2 separate regions of the Mus musculus genome follow, and region 2 is linked to region 1. The links are chromatin loops, found by intact Hi-C in ENCODE. Cell type or tissue: left cerebral cortex. All regions are shown on one strand.

Evidence for each region. Peaks named below come from ENCODE experiments on the same cell type or tissue, not always from the same donor. Only the 100,000 strongest peaks of a DNase experiment are listed, where the experiment ranks them.
Region 2: it touches region 1 in a loop (6-fold over the local background); 9 of 42 quality-filtered maps call a loop at or near these places.

Annotation. Positions count from the first base shown.
Region 1 is chr5:5,745,375-5,753,374 of GRCm38, reverse strand. It overlaps Steap1 (six transmembrane epithelial antigen of the prostate 1), which reads left to right and starts at 4,058. Exons shown (of 5, transcript NM_027399.3): 1 at 4,058-4,128. It overlaps Gm46900, which reads right to left. Exons shown (of 2, transcript XM_017321192.2): 2 at 3,185-4,924. The coding sequence starts at 4,444. The coding sequence ends at 3,761. In left cerebral cortex, CTCF peaks have their summits at 3,208 (motif pointing right), 3,780 and 3,979 (motif pointing right); DNase peaks (open chromatin) are centred at 3,220, 4,006 and 4,337; H3K4me3 peaks cover 1,241 bases.
Region 2 is chr5:4,957,284-4,965,283 of GRCm38, reverse strand. The region is part of intron 10 of Cdk14 (cyclin-dependent kinase 14); the gene reads left to right. Among named protein-coding and RNA genes, the nearest start is that of Fzd1, 200 kb to the right of the region's middle. In left cerebral cortex, a CTCF peak has its summit at 3,161 (motif pointing left); DNase peaks (open chromatin) are centred at 3,145 and 5,847.

The sequences.
Region 1 (8,000 bases):
TACAAGGCTTTATCTCACCTTCATTCACCTTAATTGGTCTCTTTTCCTACATCTTAAATGCCTGTCCCATTGTGTTCCTATCCTTATGTCTGTTAGTCCAGAGCTGCCCCAACTATCTCCTTTCCCTTTTCCTACCCTTTCTTATTTACTAGAAGACCATGACTATTCCCTCTGCCCTTCCCCAGTTCTTCCTCGGTGCACAGCATCAGTCGGGATTTCCATCAAAGTAGGGGAAGGGAAGTTGGAGAAGCAGATTCGCCTCCATTTCCTCTTCTCTTTAACAAACGTCTGTTCTGTGTCTGCCCATAGCCCCAGTCATGAGTTCGTTCCCTGTATATTTACAAATACATACGTATACGATCGTTGGCTGCTATCTCTAAATGATGCAGAGGGATTTCCATCACTATGCTAAACATAAACCCACATCTCAAATGACTTTCAAAAAAGAGATAATGAAGCTGATAGGAAGTTCAAACTTGGAGTCAAATTCATCTTGGAGCTTCCTTGTTGTTTTCTGTTTTCTTGCGCTTTGATTACAGATATTTGTCTTCTAAGTACAATGTTTTTGCAGGACTCTAAGTAACTAGATTGAATTTACACAACACTGCATGTAACACAGCATTCTTTTATTGTTTTTTCTCTTGTGTATTATTACATGCTAGCCACAGTTCCCCCTCCTTCCTCTCCTCCCAGTCTCTCCCTCTATCCCTGCCCCCTCCCGCACACACACATCTATTCTTTCATTTCCCTTCAGAAAAAGGCCAGCCTCCCATGGATATCCAGTTGCACCAAGACTAGGCACCTTCCCTCATATCAAAGCTGGAACTATGCAACCCAGTAGGACAAAAAGGGTCCAAAAACGAGGCAAAAGAGTCAGAGAAAGCCCCCTCTCCCACTATTACGAGCCCCATAAGAAGAGCAAACTACACAACCATAATATACGCAGAATTGCCTAGGTCAGACCCATATGGGCTCCCTGGTTGTCAGTTCAGTCTCTATGGGATCCCATGAGCTCACGTTAGTTGACTACGGGTTTTCTTATAATGTGGTGTTCTTAGTAAGTACTTATTAATGGACTGAAGGGATATGTGTAGGGGTTGGTCTGGTATTGCTATGTATTCATATGCTAAATACTGACCCCCCAAGATGTGGCTACTACAACACTGTGTTCCCCAAATTTGTTTAACCCAAATTCTCTGGGTTATTTCTGCTCCATGAGTCTGGCATCCTAGAGTGCTGGTCCATCAGGGCTAATATTAGGAGACCTCCTGTTCTCTATCTCTTCTCTCTCAGACTCGCTCTCCTCTCCTCTCCTCTCCTCTCCTCTCCTCTCCTCTCCTCTTGCCTCTTGCCTCTCACCTCTTCCTTCTCTCTCCCCTCTCCTCTCTCCTCTCCCTTTTCCCCTCTCCCCTCTCCACTCTCCCCCATCCCCTATGTCCTTGTGGTTCCTACCTGTGATCTCCTAGCCCAGTAACTCAAACTCTACCTCCCTGTACCCCCCCACACAGTAATTGGCTATTGACAGTTTTATTTAACCAATAGTTTTAAATTGGGGAGCAGGGTTTACGCAACAAAGGCTGGTATACAGGAGGATCCTCTCATCTTGAAGCAACCAGATCTTGGGGTACAGAACATAGCATTTGAATGCAAGCAGCACCTGACCAACCCCCTACAAATATGCATTATTAGCACTTAGGTATTTTTGTGTTAAAAGAAAAAAAAAGATGAAATGGGAATCCAAGGTGCTAAGAGAACTCAGAAAAGCTGTGAGAAGAGGTCTGTGTTGCTGAGCATAAGCGATCCTCTCTTAGGAACATGATAGCCCTGAGCAAGAAGAAATGCATGGACACAAACAGATGCTACCCAAAGTAGACCGAAAGCCAAGAATGACCATTGCCAGAACTCCATCTGCAATGAGAGAAAGCAGATTCTGATCGGTCCCCTTAATGCCAGCATGAAGCCTTGGGCTCAAAACCCCAGGAGGTGGGGGGGGGGGGGGAACAGAAAGAAAGGAAAGGAGGGAGGAGAGGAAGAAAGGAGGGAGAGAGGTGAAAAAGGCAGGATAGGAAGGAGGAAGAGAGGTGTTAATACACCTAGGTTGGCTTTTTCAGCTATGACAAAGTCTTTAACTACTTCTCTGTGATTAAAAACAAAATCAGATTGTGTAAGGGCCAGGAGACCTGAGGTGGAGCTAAGTAGTACCCTGACTAGCTATTTATATTTTATCTTTAATCTTTTTTACGGTCCAGTCGTTTCACCCCTCCTGTTCTGCCCTCTAACAAGTCCCCATCCCATTCCTCCCCCCACCCCCGTCTCCAAGAGGGTCTCACACACACACACACACACACACACACACAGAGTCACCCAACCAGGCCTCCCCATTCTCTGGGGCCTCAAGTGTCTCAAGGGTTAGGTGCATTCTCTTATTGCAGCCAGATTAGGCAGTCCTCTGCTGTGTATGCCCTACTAGCTATTTTTAATTTTAATTCTTTAGCCACATTCATGTGATACAGAATGTGCCGGTGACGTTCAGCCTCTCTTTACCCGGGTCTCCCATCATAATCAGTCTCACTTGCATCTTCTCTACTTTATCTTTCACACCACATTACTCTCTTTACTTCTAAAATGGCAGTCAGATGCACTATAGGGTCCAGAAATTATCCTTCAAAGGCACATGGAGTCATCAAACCGGGAAGCCCTTGACCCGGAACCACATTACAAAAATATTCAGGTTGGAGACCCAGCTCAGTTGGTAAAGTGTCCTTGTGACTTACAGTTGGAACCTGCAGAGCTCCATTGTGGGAGGAGGGCAATCTCTGGACTTGGAGCTACAATACAGGTTTATTTTGAAATCCTCCCAACCCTTGCTTCTTGGGACTGCCACACCTAGTTATCATCTGACCTCCACGTGCATGCAGTAACATTCATCCACATACCTACAATAAATAAATAAACAAACAAACAAACGTGATGAAGGTATTTGAGTGCAGTTTGGGTGTACAGACTTATTTATAGGACCTAATTTATTTACCCTTCTGGTGTATCAACTTTATTCTTAAGATACACGCCAGAAAATGGGAAACTGAAGAACAACTGCGTGCTGGGAACAGAACCCCTGTGGTTGTGAGTCTTAGCCCACTAACTAGAAGTTTCCCTAACCCTCGGTCTAATGATTTTCTTCCTTGGAAATAAAAGCTGCAAGCGTCTATTTTGCCACAAGGTGTCAGGCCGGGGTAATTTAATCTTCAAAGGCCTTTTACACTATCTGATGGGAGTCAGTGAACCCAAACATTATCCACGGAGCACTAAGACACGCAGGACAGTGGAGTTCAGATCATCCCTTTAATTCCAGCACTCGGGAGGCAGAAGTAGGCTGATCTCAGAAAAAGAGGAGTTTGTGACCCAGGGTCACATTAAAAACAACACTCAGGTTGGAGACGCAGCTCCACCTTGGTCGTTAGTGTCTAGAGTCTGAGTTGAATCTGCAAAACTCTGTGGTGAACGGAGGGTGGTCCCTAGCGTCAGAGCTACGGGTTATTTTTAAATCCTCTCAACCCTGTGCTTCTTGTGACCACCACACCGAGGTATCATCTGACCTCCACGTGTGTATCATAATATTCATTCACATAGCTACAATAAACAAATAAACCCGGTGTAAAAGTCACTCACAAACTCAGATTCATCCTCTGACTGTCCTAACAGCTAGTCGTCTGAGAAACTGCTCTGTTGGAAGAGCGCTCCACCGCGGACGGCGTAATCGCTACAGAGCAGTTGGTCTCCAAGTGTGGGATCCAGGATCACTACAGCGTCGCCCGGCAACAGGCGAAATGCACAACTGCAGATTTCGACCAGGTCCCAGTCGGTTTCCAGTGAGCCCTGCTGGTGACCCTGGGTCCCCCTTGCACAGCCAAGGATTCGCCCCCGGCGACGCCCCTCCCACGGCGGCCGCAGCGAAGCCCCTGGGTGTGAGCAGGAGCTGGTCTCCGGCAGGGGGCGCTGTGCGCGCGGCGGCCGAGGGGCGGGGTCTGCGGAGCGGGCTGTGCTGGGCAGCGAGATTCGGGCTCCGCGTGGGACTGGGAGTCCGTCCGGGCAGCGAGCGCCTCGCCGTCGGGTCCCACGGAGAAGCCGGTGAGTCCCGAGTCTCGTTCGCAGGCCGCTTGCTCCCCGCCTCCGCGGGCCTTGGGAATCTGCTGCGGGCCGGGGAAGGGGTGAGGCGGGTCTCAGGGGCGGGCGGTGGTGCTCCGGGCAGCGGGGCGCCCCTTCGGCCCCTCGCGGATCTCGGCGAGCCCCGCGGGGAGCAGGTCTCCGCGGTCCCGGCTCTGGAGCTTAGGTCAACTTTGCAGTCAGGTTGGGTTCCCCCGGTAAGTTTGCCAACTTGGCAGTTTCCGCAAGTTTGCCTCGCTGGATGAATGACTCGTCCTGCTGTTTGAGCTGGTTTCTTCATGGAATTTTTTTTTTTTTTTTTTCATTTTAAGTCTTTGGAACACCGGTCCTACTCTTTCGGGATCTGAGTAGGATTCGGGTTTAAAATAGTCAGAGCTTTTAAATAAGGCACTCTGGTGAAAGCAACTAACAGACGTTTGTAGTCCAAGAATTTAAGTCCACTTCAAATTTAGTTATGCTGTTCCGTTGAGGTGGGGGATACATCCACATCTCGATATAAAATCAAGGGAATGTATTTAATATTAATGTTAAGCACTTGGGGAAGCAATGCTTTAAGAAACAGCCCGCTGTAGAACACCTTCCCCTCTTCCAATAATTAACTGTGGCAAAGCAAAAAAATACATTTGAAAGACTCGTGGGACATGCACTGCAACCCACAATGTATTCCAGTCACTGGGTTTCTTGGATTCTAAACTCCTTCCCATAAACATGAGTCTGTTGGGCTGTGTCAATATTTAGCAGGAACAACAAGCCAGCCAACCTAATCCAGGAAAACAGAAATCACTATTTAATGGGGAAGAAAGCTGGAGAATGTTGGTTCAAATCCTGGAGTTCTTGACATCTCTGCACTATGCTGTTTCCTGCTGAGTTTGCTGGACAGCCTGATGAAACCTCTCCTGTAGAAGTGTAATTATAGGTGTAGCTAAGGTCTGGTGGAAGAAGGCATGATTTATTTAGCTGATAGTTTGTTTTCCTGGTTTCTGGGCATACAGTCAACAATCACCTTTACGGGCATTGGCTCTTTTCCTTAGCGATGCTCCTCAGAGTGGTACCATGCAAACAAATGGCTAGGCATCTCCTCTGGGCCACTCTGTCCTTCCACCCAGAATCTCTCAGCAGTGGCTGTCTGTCATGTCAGCAAGCACCAACAACTCACTGCAGGTCACAGGACTGGGTAAAGAAAGGGGCTCTCATCCGTTTTCTCCACTTCCTTTCCAGAGCCACCATCTGTCTATACACTATTATCCTTTAAGATGTATGGCATTACCACACAGGTCTTAATGGAGCGTTTCCCTGTCCTAAACTTTCTTTGAGAACAGACTTATCATTTAACTTTGTATTTCCCGTGTCTGCCATCATTGTTCAGTGTGATTAATGAATTAACAGTGAACAGCTATAGATTTATGCTTCACTATCTTAAACATTGTGAATCACAAAACTTAAAATACACTCTAAACGTAGCAAACTGTTTCTTATACTTGTTACTACAGTGCATGCTACCCTATTCCTAGATACCCAACACCAACCTACTCACTTTATAGTACTGGTTAAGGTCAGAAAATGGCATGGGTAATACATTTTGAAGACAGACTGTTAGCCCCTCAAGGGCAGCCTTGAAATCTCCTTCTCTTTTTCCTCTTTGATATTGGCCTTGTAAGAACTTGTTGAATGACCTAGACTTTACCCAGAATTCTTTCAAATGGAAATGGTCAACACACACCTCAAACTCAAAAAAAAACAAACAAACAAACAAACAAAAAGGCATGAACTACTGCCAGCAAGATTTGTCACTGTCCTTCTTCATTTTTTTTAAATTTTTTTATTGGGCATTTTCCTCATTTACATTTCCAATGCTATCCCAAAAGTCCTCCATACCCTCCCCCCCACCCCCCTACCCACCTACTCCCACTTCTTGGCCCTGGTATTCCCCTGTACTGAGGCAGATAAAGTTTGCACAACCAATGGGCCTTTCTTTCCACTGGTGGCTGACTAGGCCATCTTCTGATACATATGCAGCTAGAGACACGAGCTCCAGGGGGTACTGGTTAGTTCATATTGTTGTTCCACCTATAGGGTTGCAGATCCCTTTAGTTCCTTGGTTACTTTCTCTAGCTCCTCCATTGGGGGCCCTGTGATCCATCCAATAGCTGACTGTGAGCATCCACTTCTGTGTTTGCTAGGCCCTGGCATAATCTCACAAGAGACAGCTATATCAGACTCCTTTCAGCAAAATCTTGCTAGTGTATGCAATGGTGTCAGCGTTTGGCAGCTGATTATGGAATGGATCCGCAGATTTGATAGTCTCTAGATGGTCCATCCTTTTGTCTCAGCTCCAAACTTTGTCTCTGTAACTCCTTCCATGGGTGTTTTGTTCCCAGTTCTAAGAAGGGGCAAAGTGTCCACACTTTGGTCTTCGTTCTTCTTGAGTTTCATGTACTTTGTATCTTGTATCTTGGGTATTCTAAGTTTCTGGGCTAATATCCACTGATCAGTGAGTACATATCATGTGAGTTCTCTTGTCATTGGGTTACCTCACTCAGGATGATGCCCTCCAGGTCAATCCATTTGCCTAGGAATTTCATAAATTCATTCTTTTTAATAGCTGAGTAGTACTCCATTGTGTAAATGTACCATATTTTCTGTATCCATTCCTCTATTGAGGGGCATCTGTGTTCTTTCCAGCTTCTGGCTATTATAAATAAGGCTGCTATGAACATAGTGGAGCAAGTGTCTTTCTTACCAATTGGAACATCTTCTGGATATATGCCCAGGAGAGGTATTGCGGGATCCTCCGGTAGTACTATGTCCAATTTTCTGAGGAACCACCAGACTGATTTCCAGAGTGGTTGTACAAGCCTGCAATCCTACCAGCAATGGAGGAGTGTTCCTCTTTCTCCACATCCTCGCCAGCATCTGCTGTCACCTGAATTTTTTATCTTAGCCATTCTGACTGGTGTGAGATGGAATCTCAGGGTTGTTTTGATTTGCATTTCCCTGATGATTAAGGATGTTGAACATTTTTTCGGGTGCTTCTCAGCCATTCGGTATTTCTCAGGTGAGAATTCTTTGTTTAGCTCTGCACCCCATTTTTAATGTGGTTATCTGATTTTCTGGAGTCTACCTTCTTCAGTTCTTTATATATATTAGACATTAGTCTCCTATCTGATTTAAGATAGGTAAAGATCCTTTCCCAGTCTGTTGGTGGCCTTTTTGTCTTATTGACGGTGTCCTTTGCCTTACAGAAGCTTTGTAATTTTATAAGGTCCCATTTGTCAATTCTCGATCTTACAGCAAAAGCCATTGCTGTTCTATTCAGGAATTTTTCCCCTGTGCCCATATCTTCGAGGCTTTTCCTCATTTTCTCCTCTATAAGTTTCACTGTCTCTGGTTTTATGTGGAGTTCCTTGATCCACTTAGATTTGACCTTAGTACAAGGAGATAGGAATGGATCAATTCGCATTCTTCTACATGATAACCGCCAGTTGTGCCAGCACCATTTGTTGAAAATGCTGTCTTTTTTCCACTTGATGGTTTTAGCTCCCTTGTCAAAGATCAAGTGACCATAGGTGTGTGGGTTCATTTCTGGGTCTTCAATTCTATTCCATTGGTCTACTTGTCTGTTGCTATACCAGTACCATGCAGTTTTTATCACAATTGCTCTGTAGTACAGCTTTAGGTCCGACATGGTGATTCCACCAGAGGTTTTTTTTATCCTTGAGAAGAGTTTTTGCTATCCTAGGTTTTTTTGTTATTCCAGATGAATTTGCAGATTTCTCTTTCTAATTCGTTGAAGAATTAAGTTGGAATTTTGATGGGGATTGCATTGAATCTGTAGA
Region 2 (8,000 bases), 790 kb after region 1:
CTTCTAGAGCAGCAACCAACAACTTGGATCCTGAGCTACAAACAAGCAGAAAGAGCTCACTGCAAACAGCACATATGTTTTGAAGCCTCAAAGCCTGCGCCTAGGGCCATACTTCCTCTAGCAAGACCATACCTCCTGGTGGACTAAAAACAGCAGCCAACTAGAGACCAAATATTCACATGCCCAAGGGTAATCGGGGACACATCATTCTAATTACCGTAAATATATTTTTAAACTAGTTTTGGGAATATAGGTGTTTCACAATTGGCAGCTTTATCATGTTGAACTTTGAGGCGATCCGAATCAACATTAACATTTATCATTGAACTGGTCTCAGCTGAAGCAAAGGGTTTCAGTGCATGGAGCAGTGTCACTATTTGTGTCCAGGAGTGTTGGGAGGCACTGTTACCTAAGCAACGGTCCAGAGAGGAAAGGAAGGAATTTGTTGAGTTCTGATTTGCAAAACACAGAGCCAGTTCCCAAGTCTGAACTATCCCAGCTGCCCATGGCCGCAAGCTCCAGTTTGCCTCCACCCCTCGTCCCAGGTGCTGTCTGAACAAATAATCTCATGTTGGTGAGGGTGCACCCGTGGCCATGACCGCCTCTGCCCTGCTTGTGCATTCTAGCTTAAGGGTGGCAGGTTGTTAGAATGAGTCTTGCTAAGCAGGGGCTCTCAGACCCATACTCTCAGAATCCATTGGCGTTTGTGCTGTTGTAGCTTCTAACTCCAGAGCCACCCTGATGCTGTGTGGTTCTGCGCGTCACCTCACCACTGGGGTGTGTGAACACCATTCGGGGAGATGAAGTGCAGAGGTTGAGGCTACATTCATTTCTCACCATCATCTGGGTGCTGGGCTCATGGGGCATGCTGTTCAGGGGAGGTGAAACATAGCATAAGATAGGGGCCCCGGCCGGAGCTTCTCTGGGTGAGAAACGGTGCAGGCTGGGGCCAGGCTGCAGTTCTCTAATGCATGGGTACTCAAATGCTGCTAGGAACTGCAAGTAGTTGAGAAAGAGGGGTGGGGGTAACCATGGGCCTGAGATGAGTGGGGTGGAGGAAATCCTGCTTAGCCCAGAGTGGGTGTCAGGAGTGCAGAGAGGCCTTCAGCAGGAGACTTAGCATGGCTCTGTATTGACTAAGACTTCCTCAATTGGTGGTCTTTGAGGAAGGAGAGTCCTTGCTTGTCCAAAGTGTTTATTCATGATAGAAAATGGATGTATACAACTTACTCAGAGTGGACCAGAGATTAAATACTTTTTGCTTCGTGCAAAAAGTATTTATTAGCTAAGCCCTCAAGTCCAAGCCATCTAAATACCTCATTAGTATGGAGAGCTCTGGGCTCTGCGCTACCTGACCAGTTGTCCTGGTCCTCTTAGTGGGATGTCTTGGTGGTCACTGTGTTCCAGGACAGGAATCCCGGTTCCTTCATCAACTTGACCTTACCAGTTTTTCTGCCTGGTGACACAGTTCCACCTGCCCCCACACTGCTGCTACTTGAAGGAATACATAGTGAGTAACCGAGCTCCTATCTAGTGCTCCTGTCCCCAGATCCTTTTGTTGGGTCCCTTGGAAGCTCTGCTGTGGTGCTCCAGTGGGCAGGCTGCATTTGTATGGAGATTATGCTCAACCCCCACCCCCACCCCCAGTGCAGAGCTGTCCCACTGGCTGCTGCCTGCACATCTCATTGCACATCTCATCCTGTCTGAGGCCCTGTTACAGTAACTCACTCACTCTGCAAAGCAGTCACTGAGACAACAGTGAAGCAGTGAGGGCATCCCGTTTAAGCAGACAGGCATTCAAAGCAACAGGGAAGAGAAAGATGGAGACACTGGAGAAGATGGAAACAAAATATTTTAAGTGAGCTGCTCTAGTTGGAGGACTCTGGTTCTACAAGACATTTTCTGAAATAATTTTTAAGTTGGTTGGTTGTGTTTCTCCTCGGGTTTTCTAACAGCTGTTTGGTCTCTCTTCTGCAAATCTTTTGTGGCCTCTGGACCCAGACTTAGGCAATCAATCAAATCTACAAGTCATTTATCAGAAGCCCCTGAGGGTGGGTTAGGTAGTTAGACTGGGGCAGTCAGAGGCCCCAGGCCTAGCATATTATCTGTGAGTTTAGGATAGTTGACATATCTTTGCTCTCCTTTGGGCCAGTTAAAGTGATTGTTTGGAGTGTGAATATCTCAGTAAATATTTTGGGGTGTGTGTGTGTGTGTGTGTGTGTACACAAGAGAGAGAGCATGTGCACACGCACAAGTGTGTGCAGTTTATGCATTGGTACACGTTCATGTGTGTACTTCGTTCATGTGTGTACGTGTACGTGTACGTGTGGAGGCCAGAGGACCTCAATTGTTATTCCTCAGGAATCTTCCACCTTGGAGTTTTGAGACATGGTCTGTCTCTGGAACTCAGGCAAACCAGACTGGCTGGCCAGCAAGCCCAAGGGATCTCGCCTCCTGTTCCTGCCTCCCTGGCACAGAGATTACAAACATGGAACTACCACATCTAACTGGGTTTTGGGATCTAACTCATGTCGTCATGTTCACATAGCGAGTACTTTGCTAACGGAGATATTTCCTCAGCTCTCTCCTTCATTTTGATCTGTTTGTGCATCTGTGTATATGCGCATGTACATGATTGCATGTATACATGTGTTCACATGGGCATAACAGACAAAGGTAGATGTTGACTGTCATTCCTCGGTCTCTACCTTGTAGGTGGAGACAGCGTCTCTCACTAAGACCGGAGCTCGCCAGCTCGCCTGTACAGCTCGCCTAGCAGTCCTCAGGGATTACGTGTCTCTGCCTTCCCAGCACATGCCAAGTCCCCATACTTGCATGGATATCTTCATAGTCTCCTTTGTCTTGTTGTTTTAATGGATATTTTCTCCATGCTTATAGAGGAGTCCGTGGTGTGGCCAGCTCTGCTGAGCCTCACCATTGCTATCTGATTCTGTACTGCGCAGTTTCCAGAAGCTGCACTTACTTCCTTACTCGGGTTCCTTTCCATCTAGACGTTGGCCATGGTGAAAACACTGCAAATATTTGGAAACATCCTCCCTTTCAATCCAGTGCAGCTGAGCCTCCAGCGAGTAATTCCAGCCCCTGTCTGAGGCCCGTGCTTAGGCAGCTTTTACTGCTCGGTCTCTAGGCTCCCCCTACTGGTCGTTTCTATGTAATGCTCTCTGCCTTTTCTTTCTTCAGTCATTTTCCTGTGCAGGATCTCCTACTGCCATATTCCTCACACCAGACACAGCCCAAGCTCTTCTTTGCTGTGTAACAGCATCACCAAAATCTTACCAAATCAATGCATGATTATTGCCTCAAAATTTCTGTGGGTTGGGAGTTTCCAGACTTGGACAAGATGTTTCCTCTGCTTCCTGATTTCACAAAGATACAATCAATGAATCTGCTAGGGCTTGCAAGTTTAACTAAGGTAACTGGATAAGGGTAGACATCCAAGTTCATGTGGTTGCTGGAAACAGTTTCCAGCTGGCTATTGGAGTGATGACTGGCTAGGCTTTTTGCTGGCTGTTGGCTTAGGTCAACCACAGCTTCTTGTCTCTAAATCTTCCGACCATAGCTGTTTGCTTCCAAAAAGCCAGTAAGCAAATAGGACTTTTAACCCAATGGGAGTTATCAACTGACCCAACAATTGAGATCTTACCTTCCTTGTATTCATTTGATTAGAAAAAGTCGCTGGCCACTCCCATGTTCAGTGTGGATACCAAGTGCAAGCATCAGGGGCTCAGCATGGGCTTTTGTTTTTAGTGTAGCTTATGTCTCTTTCCATCATGGAGCACTGAGTAGAGCATGAGGCCTGGCCTTTACGCGTATTGTCGCCAGCTTCCGCTGCACTGGGTGGACAGTTGTTTCTGCTTTGCTAAATATTAAGCACCCTCACCACTTTGGGGGGCATTTGTGATTTAAGCTAGGGTCTTGTGCATGCTGAGTGCATACTGCACACCCTGAGCTATATCCCCAGCCCACCAACCTCCTCTGCTCTGTTCATCTAAAAGTGTAAAACAGCTCTGTAGTGACATTTTTTGAGAATTCTGGGATTTTGGTTTCTTTTGAAAATACAGAAATATTATAAGAATGTGCTTTTGTTTTAATCCCTGGTGTAGGGGTGTGGGGCTGCTTCGTTATCCACAGCAGCTGACTATGACTTGCCCAGTGCGCTAACAGAAGTGTGGTCTTGACAACTGCAGATAATTTTCTGCAGTTGTGTAACCTTTGGAATTCTGGGAAGTTTCCAGAAGATGCATAGATGCTAGGCTCCCGAGATGCAGGGGAGGTGGTAGTTGGTCATTAAGGGAGGTTGGTTGAGGCTTGTTAGTAGCCATAGCCAAAGAAAAACCAAAGAAATAAGTTAGATGCAGGGCTTTCTTTTTATTCTATCCTTGTTTCTCTCCTATCTAGTATTAGGGAGTGAAACCGAGGGGATAAAGGGTGGAAAAAAGAAGAACCCACAAAGTAGCAAAGGCCAGCTACACAATTCCTCTATTTCCACGTCAAGTCACTGATGAAATGCTGAAGAGGGGGCTGGTGTGTATATATGGGTACACTTACACGATACATACCCGCCCAGACACATTTTCATATATGTGTGTGCTGAAAGGGAAAGAATGACAAAGGGGATTCCTGGAGACTTCCCGGTCCTCTGGGAGCCAGGAAGTTCAGCTCTTGAGACCAAGACCGTTGTCTTCCTTGCCAAGTGATCTGCTCTTGAACTGAGCCACTTTGTAGCTCAGCAGCCTTTCCCTGTGCTTCTCGGGGGCAGCAAGGTGCATCAGGGAATAACAACCAACTACGCTAAAGGTGACATACACTGCGCAAGTTACAGTGCAGCTCCTTGCCACTGCATTCAGAAAGAGGGCCCATTGCATTTGCAGTTTGTGTAAAATATAATCAATGAATTTCTCACGGGATGAACTTTGTCATGTTTAGAGTAATTTCATAGGAATTCTTGGCTTCACCTAGTCCCCTATGTAAAGGGACAGCCTTAGTGGTCCTGTCCTGCATTTCACGTGGCGATGACACTCAGGCGATGGAAGGTGGATGCTCTTTGTGGACAAGTGTGGACACGTACTAAACCTTCTTCCCTGGAGCCCTGTACGCAGCCTTTCTCTTCAGTCACCTGGCTGTCCGGTTTTTAGAAGGAAACGAGAGCATTCGTTTCTGTTCTTTAGGAGTACAGAGTTAAATAGCATGGGAAACACACACCTTGTACAGCCTTTATTTTGAAGGCGACTGAGTTCAGTCATGGGCTCCTCCTGATACCAGTTCAAGTCTATGTAGTTTATTCAATAGATATTTAGTGCCCACTTTATGCCGTAGACTTGATAGGCAAAAGAAATAGAAAGTAAAAGAGAAAACAAACAAAGAAATCAGAGTGCAAAGTAAACACTTGCTAAAATTTAATCTGTGGCAGTTGCTATGAAGCTGTGGTGTTGCGTATGACAGGAATCCTGCCCTGGTGCACAGGTCGTGGGACTTGACCTGAGAACAAGGTTTCAACACAGGACTGAAAAATTAATTAGCAGCTAATTACATGGAGAGGGCACAGATGTCCAGACTTCAGAACTGCATGTGGGAACATTGTGTGGCTAACGGGAGAATGTGCCAGATGCAGGCACTGAAGGACCAGTGGGAGAGTATGAAGGGACAAGAATGTGTAAACAATTAGATAAGCGGAGAAGGGGGTTCTGCAGGCCTCAGCCAGCAGCTTAAGTGTGTCAGGGGAGACGGGGTTTGGCCACAGTGTGAAGCTTTTGACTCACAGAGTAACAGTTGATCAAGTCTGATTTTCAAAAGACCAGTTAGGAGTGTGGATGTATAACTTGAAATAAGGTAAGGATGATGACACATAGGTTCCGGGGAGATCCTGGGCTTAGCGAGTAAGTGGGTGTCAAGAGAAGGAGAAAAATGAATATATTTAAGACCATACAGGGACACTAAAATCATAACGTATAATGAAAGTAACATTAATGTGATTGAGATGTGTATAAAAATAGCAAGCAAAGAAGTTTAAAACAGTGTAGAGACTCCTGTCCCATCTTTATATGCATTTGCTCTGCTCTGGGGGCAGTCCTGAGGAGTCCCCAGTCACCTCCTCTATGTGTGCAGGGTAGAACCAAATATGCTCCTTCCTAGCATTTTGTCCTGAAAGCCACCTACCCTGTAGTTCCTTTCTAGGGGTATCTCACTATTGATGGACTCAGTATTGCTCTCCCCTCCTCCACCAACACAGCCCCTCAATCAGCTTTTCTGTCTCTGTATCTGAGATCTCTGCTGTATGTAGCATGGCCTCTCTCAGTGGCTTAATATTTTCCTTTCAATAAACTCCTTTCAAGTAATTTTGCTTGTTCATATGACTTCAAAAAACCAGAGATCCCTTAAGCATTCCCATAATAGAAAACAAGGTAAAATGAAACCAATGAAAATACGTAAGGGGTACGTAATATTAAGTTTGATCTTACCCACCCCGGATCCTGAACCTAAGTCCTACTTCCCTTAAGGGAGTGAGAGCCGAGTGCCTGGGAGGTCGTAAAAACAAACACCCAGATGAGATGAAGCTTTTCTTCTTGATATTCTCAAAAGAATGGAAAGATAACCAAAGAAGGGACTAACGTTTTTATGAAGGTGATAGGTATCATGCCATGTTCTCTTTGCCAGCTAAAGCAGTTTGTAGTTGGGGTTCACATCTCCCATTGTGGGAGAGCTGCTCTAGACCACATATATCTTCCTGCCATTAACACTGGAAACAAGTTGGGGGTTAGACTCAGGAAGTGCCCAACGGGTGAGAGTTGATCAAACCTGAGGGCCTGGGCCTGAGTTCCAATCCCAGGTATCCACGTAAAACAGGCGTGGTCACGTATGACAGCGCTGAGAGTAAGCAGTAAAAGGAGGCATCTGGCAAGTGCGGACTGAACGGGGCGGCATTAGCTACTTCTGGTGCTTATCATGCAGACCTTGTACTCACCAGGTAAGAGCCCCTCCCTCAGCCTCCTCCTGGGACCACCTTATTTATCTCCCAGTTTCAGGCCTACCATGTCCACATGAGGCTCCAGGAGTTTGATGAGGCACAAATCTGGTGTCGTCATACCTCCACATTTATTGTTTATCAGAGAAAGCCACGCCAGCATTCAGTGTGGCTCGATTTATTGCATGCATGGTGTCATGGTTACTGAGCTATGGCTGTAAAGAGACACCATGAACAAGGCCACTCATATAAAAGAAAGCATTTAATGGGGGTGGGGGAGGGGCTTGCTTACAGTTTTACAGGTTAGTCCGTGATTACCATGGTGTGAGGCAGAAAGGCGCAATGTTACATCAGTAGCCGAGGGTTTTATATCCAATTTATGGGCAGCAAGCAGAGAGAGAGAGAGAGAGAGAGAGAGAGAGAGAGAGAGAGAGAGAGAGAGAGAGAGAGAGAGAGAGAGAGAGAAAGAAGAAGAAGAAGAAGAAGAAGAAGAAGAAGAAGAAGAAGAAGAAGAAGAAGAAGAAGAAGAAGAAGAGAAGAGAAGAGAAGAGAAGAGAAGAGAAGAGAAGAGAAGAGAAGAGAAGAGAAGAGAAGAGAGAGGAGGAAGGAGGAGGAGGAGGAGGAGGAGGAGGAAGAGGAAGAGGAAGAGGAAGAGGAAGAGGAAGAGGAAGAGACAGACAGATTGGGTTTGAGGTGGGCTTACTAAGGGCTCCTGTAGTGACACACACCTTCACCATCAAGGCCACATCTTTCTCAAACAGTCCATCAACAGAGGACCAAGCTTTCAAACCTAGGAGCCCATGGAAGCCCTGCGCTTCAAACCACTACAGGCAGCGTAGTAATTACTTGTTTTGTTGTTATGACAAATACCTGACATAAACACCTTTGGAAAGAGACTATTAACCGTGGCGTCCTGAGCTTGAGGTGGCTGGTCACACTGCATCCTCAGTCAGAAAGCAGACAGCTATGGTTTCTGGTACCCAGCTTTCTTCTTATGCAACCAGAACTCCAGCCCAGG